2 separate regions of the Homo sapiens genome follow, and region 2 is linked to region 1. The links are chromatin loops, found by intact Hi-C in ENCODE. Cell type or tissue: heart right ventricle. All regions are shown on one strand. Region 1 overlaps ZDHHC11B (zDHHC palmitoyltransferase 11B (putative)). Region 2 overlaps ZDHHC11 (zDHHC palmitoyltransferase 11).

Region 1 (2,500 bases):
GCTCCCTCCTCCTCTCACCCTGGGACAAACACAGACTCCCCATGGCAACCAAATAGAAGGGGTGGAGTGCGGGGCCCTCCCGTCACCCTGCCTGGCTCCTGGACCGCCTTCTAGCCATGAGTTCAGGGTTGACAGCCATCTCCACAGGGCAGCCCAGAGGCCCTCACAGTGTGGCCTAAGCTTGGCATGGAAACGCAGGCTGCCGGCCTGTGTCGCACAGCGCTGTCCTCCTTGGCCCCAGGGGTGAGGAAGAAGGTGCTGGCCATGTGCAAAAAGCCACGTAGGGATTTTAGCAGAAGGCTGCCAGCAGGGCGGGTCCTGCACCAGGCCAGGGGGCTGCTGTCCCTCCTGACAGAGCCCCTCTCTGGAGCCCCCTCAGGCAACGTTGGGACAGGTTCACTGCTGCTGGGCTCACCCTCAGCCTCGTCCTGGCACCACCTTGGGGCATGGGGTTAGGGTTTTTATGCAGCAGCCCTTCCCTGATGAGGGTCCCGTAAGAAGCGTGCTGCAATGCATGGGAAGCCTGAGTGTGAAGCTGGTTCCGACTGAAATGCAGACACAGGTGCCGAATCCCTCAGCAGGATGCACCGCACACCCTGCATCTTCCAGGCACTCACGTGGCCCCGGGCCCTGGGTGCCGGTGTGTGTGAGCTGGGGAGGAGACTCTGTGTGTGCAGACATGGCTGCAAGGAGGACAGGCGAGAATGATCTGGATGCCAAGGGGATGGGACTGGGGAGCTGCTGCCCAGGCCGGGGTGTGGTGGGAGCTAGGCAGTGCAGCAACGGGGCCAGCCAGGCCCTGGGGGACTCACATGGGGGCCAGGACTGGTCAGACACTTGCAGTGGCCAGTCTAATCCCACCATGGTAGAGGAGAGGTCTGCAGGGGCCCCACCGGACTTGGGAGTGGACTGAGGCTGCAGGGGCTGTAAAGGGTGTGGGTCAGCTGGGCCGGGCACAGGGCTCACTGTCCAGCTGGTGACACTGACATGACCGAGCCTGCATCCCGGCTGTTGTCCCCATGTACCCGCTCCCTGCAGGCTGAGCTGGGGACACTGCACTATTTATGTGGTCACCGGGGCAACAGGGAGCTCGTCTGGAGCCTTGGGACGCTATCGGTGGCAGCTGAGGACAATGAGATGAGGCAGGAAGCTGCACTGTGGCCCAGGGGAAGCCCCTTCCTCTGCAGAGCTGGAGCAGCACTTCCCTCACTGGAAACCAGTGGCAGGGAGGGTGGGGCCAGGCAGGGCCTCTGCACGAGCAGCAGGTGAAGCTCAGGCTGAGGATGCCCTCCCAGGCCCTTGGTCGCCACATCCGACTGCAGCCTCACATTCTCCGGGCTTCGCACAAAGAAGCCCGCTGCCAGGGAGACGGTGCTGCTGCTGGGGGCCACCAGGAGACAGCCTGGGGATGGTGTGGCCCTAACCGGGACCCATTGACTTCCCTGTGGAGGAGCTCAGGGCTGTCCTGAGCCTGAACCTGCCAGGCAAACCCCGTGGAGCTGCCTGAGCCCATTCCCGAGCCAGTCCCCAAACCTGCAGGCGCCATGGCCAGGCAGTCACCCTGAAGGCGTCCACCCAGAAACAAGGGTTCAGCTGGCAAGGGACTCCCCCCCACCAAGATTCCAGGGCAGTGTCTTCACCTGGACAGCTCCCTGGGACTCAAAGCTTTTTTCATGGAACCAGGTTGAAGCAAATCTTTCACCGCACACTAGGGTGCCCTGCTGTCCATTGGCCGCACTTTGGCCAGCGAGGTCCGCGCTCTGCGGGTGGGCTTGGGTCGTCCTCCTGGGACATCCGTCACCCATAGGAACGATGCTGGTGACCTTAATTTGGCTATGTTTTGCCCAGACTGACCCAGCTAGCCACTCTGCCCATCACCCACTCGGGTAACCCTTCCTGAGCTGGCGGGGAGCCCCGGGATAGAGATGACACGGAGCACCGTGTTCTCAATTTTCTCTGCTTCTACTTTCACGTTTAATTTTATGCCGGTAGTGTTTTATGTTCCAATGAGCAATAAAAAGTAAAAGAAGTAGAGTAAGTGTCTCCCTTTCATCACCCAAACTGCCTGCCCTCTGGAAGTTTCGGTCTCAAGCTGTCTTGAGAACCGTAGCTATGCTGGAACCTCCCCTAGCAACAATCTGTATTTTGTAAATAAACGGCGCCGCAGCGCCAGCCCAGAACACACACCCTGCGCCCTTTGTTAACACTGCTAACCTTTCCCCCGCCCTGTTCTGCAGGCAGGAAAAGAGAGGAGGTGGAGAGCGAGCCCACAGCCCCTACTCCTGGGGCCCGGTGCGGTCACGTCTTGTCGTCTTATCAATCCCTGCGGGGTTCAAAGCTGACACGTGCCACTGAAGGCGCCGCGCCACTCCATGCTGGTGAATCTTCCACTGCAGCTACCGAGCTCGTGCTGCCCTGGGCCACAGCAAGGAGCTTTGCTGGGAAGAGATTTCTCCAGATTAAACAGAGTTACAGATTCCAATCCATTCCACACAACAGG
Region 2 (2,500 bases), 89 kb after region 1:
GCCTCTGGACTCGCTGTGCGGTCATGCAACCTCTCTGTCCCTGCCGGGCTGCTCAGCCTCTCTGGACACATGCTGTGCTCCAGACGGGATGGCAGGGAGGCAGGGCAGGGACCGCCCGGTGCGTCCTGTGACACCAGGCAACGTTGGTCCCCACTCCCACGCACACCAAGGCCTCTTTCAGGTCAGCACAGAGTAGCTGGGGAGCAGGCGTGGTTCTTTTCCCTGGTGATCTTCACAATACAGTGCTGCAGACAGCCGGGGCTCAGCACACGGGGCCTTGAGAGTCCCTGGATCCTCCACTGTGCTCAGGGGAAACACCTCTCATCTATGAGCCTCCACCGTGCTCAGGGGAAACAACCTCTCGTTCTTGAGCCTCCACCGTGCTCAGGGGAAACACGTCTCATCTGTGAGTCTCCACCGTGCTCAGGGGAAACACCTCTCGTTCTTGCACCTCCACCATCCTCAGTGGAAACACCTCTCATCCTTGCGCCTCCACCGTGCTCAGGGGAAATACCTCTCGCCTGTGAGCCTCCACCATGCTCAGGGGAAACACCTCTCGTCCTTGAGCCTCCACCATGCTCAGGGGAAACACCTCTCGTTCTTGAGCCTCCACCGTGCTCAGGGGAAACACCTCTCGTCTATGAGCCTCCACCGTGCTCAGGGGAAACACGTCTCATCTGTGAGCCTCCACCGTGCTCAGGGGAAACACCTCTCGTTCTTGCACCTCCACCATCCTCAGTGGAAACACCTCTCATCCTTGCGCCTCCACCGTGCTCAGGGGAAAGACCTCTCGCCTGTGAGCCTCCACCATGCTCAGTGGAAACACCTCTCATCTGTAAGCCTCCACCGTGCTCAGGGAAACATCTCTCTTCCTTGCATCTCCACCGTGCTCAGGGGAAACACCTCTCGTCTATGAGCCTCCACCGTGCTCAGGGAAACACCTCTCATCTGTGAGCCTCGACCATGCTCAGGGGAAACACCTCTCGCCCATCTGCGCTGGGTGCCCACTGCCCTTCCGTGGCCCCACCCTTGTGCTGGATGAGCCTCAGCCTGGGTGGAGAGAAGGCAGCCCAGCCCAGGACAGCGTGGTCAGGAGGCCTCAGCCAGCGTGGCCCCGCAAGTGCCCCCGGGGGGCCTCCAGGGACTTACTCTATGCGGATGAGCTTGTCCAGGGACGGCTGCACCACAGCCCCAGAGCCAGACAGGAGGCCGGGGCACGCAGGCACCAAGCGCCACCACATCAGGACAGGGACGCGGCCCCAAGAGGACCCTCCACCCTTTCAACACGATGACCCCTGCCCACAGACCCCTCCCTTCCAAATTCCCCCAAGCCTGGCCCGTGCCGGCCATCCCCTCTGTGCCCCTCACCAATAATTCCGGCTTCCCACGCAGTTGTTGATCCATTTGCAGTGGTGGTCGAAGCCGGACACACACTTATTGCAGGAAATGCAGTGTTTGGTTTTCTTGTTCCTGGAGGGATGAATCGGGGAACGCCTGTCAGGCCCCAAGTGCGCAGGTTGGGGCAGGGCCAGAGGTCCATCACTGGAAGCCAGGTGCCTCGGAGGAACCAGCCCTGTGCGGCCTGGGGAGAGGGCGTCCAGCAGGGAATGGGAGGCTGGGGGAGGGTGTTGAGGCCTGTGGGGAGGAGGAGAAGCAGGGCAGCTGTGGGCAGAGGTAGCCACAGAGCAGGAGGAGCTGTGTCTTTGGCCGCCCTGAGCATAGACCCCCCGCCAGCCGTCCTACACCAGCCTCACTCTGGGCCATGGCCCTGGAGGAGGCCGCGCCTGCCCCATGGTTCCAGGAGTTGAGGCCGGGGGCTTGGATCCCACCTGTGCCTACAGGGCCTCCCTTGCAGCTGACAACAGCCCTGTAGCCAACCCCTAGGCCATCACAGAGGCCTCCAGGGCCCCTGGAGACACTGGAACCCTTACCTCCCACTTTCCTAGGGGCTTGTCTTGAAACTCCCCAAGAAAGACAGTGCTCTCTTGCCCTGGGCCCTCAGGGGAGGGACCTCGTGCACAAAATCCACTGAGGACCAAACATGCCTGAGTGCTGCTGTGTTTCATTCCAGGGGAGCAGCGGGTCACCTGCAGGTGACAGACCCAGCCCTCCAGTCTCAGCCCTGCCTGCGGAGGAGTTGGGGCGGCCCGGCACCGCGCCCGGTTCACAGCGAGATGAGGGGCGATCCACCCGCAGCCACAGGGCCGGGCCCTGGAAGCTCCACTAGCATCAGCTGCGGCCATGGCACGGGCCCTGAGGGGCCAGCAGTGACCTGAGCACCAGGACCCTGGAGGTGACCCTGACACCTTGGGGCCTCGGCGAGGGCGGGCACTCACACGGTGACCTTGCACAGGTGGCAGAACTGATTCTGGATCACGTGTGCATGTTTTGATCTGTCGAAGAGGGGCATGGGCTGAGAATAGTTCTTCATGAGTCTGACATTGGAGTCGGCCGGGTCGATGCAGGACGCGATCAGGTGGACGACGAGGTGGAACGAGAA

The links. A loop is a pair of places that touch in the nucleus more often than their neighbours do. Peaks named below come from ENCODE experiments on the same cell type or tissue, not always from the same donor. Only the 100,000 strongest peaks of a DNase experiment are listed, where the experiment ranks them.
Region 2: it touches region 1 in a loop (4-fold over the local background); 61 of 110 quality-filtered maps call a loop at or near these places.

Annotation. Positions count from the first base shown.
Region 1 is chr5:757,071-759,570 of GRCh38, forward strand. All of the region lies in intron 4 of ZDHHC11B (zDHHC palmitoyltransferase 11B (putative)), which reads right to left. Among named protein-coding and RNA genes, the nearest start is that of ZDHHC11B, 26 kb to the right of the region's middle. RefSeq lists enhancers at 1,326-2,169, 2,170-2,500. In heart right ventricle, a CTCF peak has its summit at 983; DNase peaks (open chromatin) are centred at 51, 1,111, 1,851, 2,211 and 2 weaker places; H3K4me3 peaks cover 1,363 bases; H3K27ac peaks cover 2,407 bases.
Region 2 is chr5:846,146-848,645 of GRCh38, forward strand. ZDHHC11 (zDHHC palmitoyltransferase 11) reads right to left here. Exons shown (of 13, transcript NM_024786.3): 2 at 2,337-2,500; 3 at 1,369-1,470. Among named protein-coding and RNA genes, the nearest start is that of ZDHHC11, 3.6 kb to the right of the region's middle. RefSeq lists an enhancer at 483-632. In heart right ventricle, no CTCF peak of the experiment used is centred here; no DNase peak of the experiment used is centred here.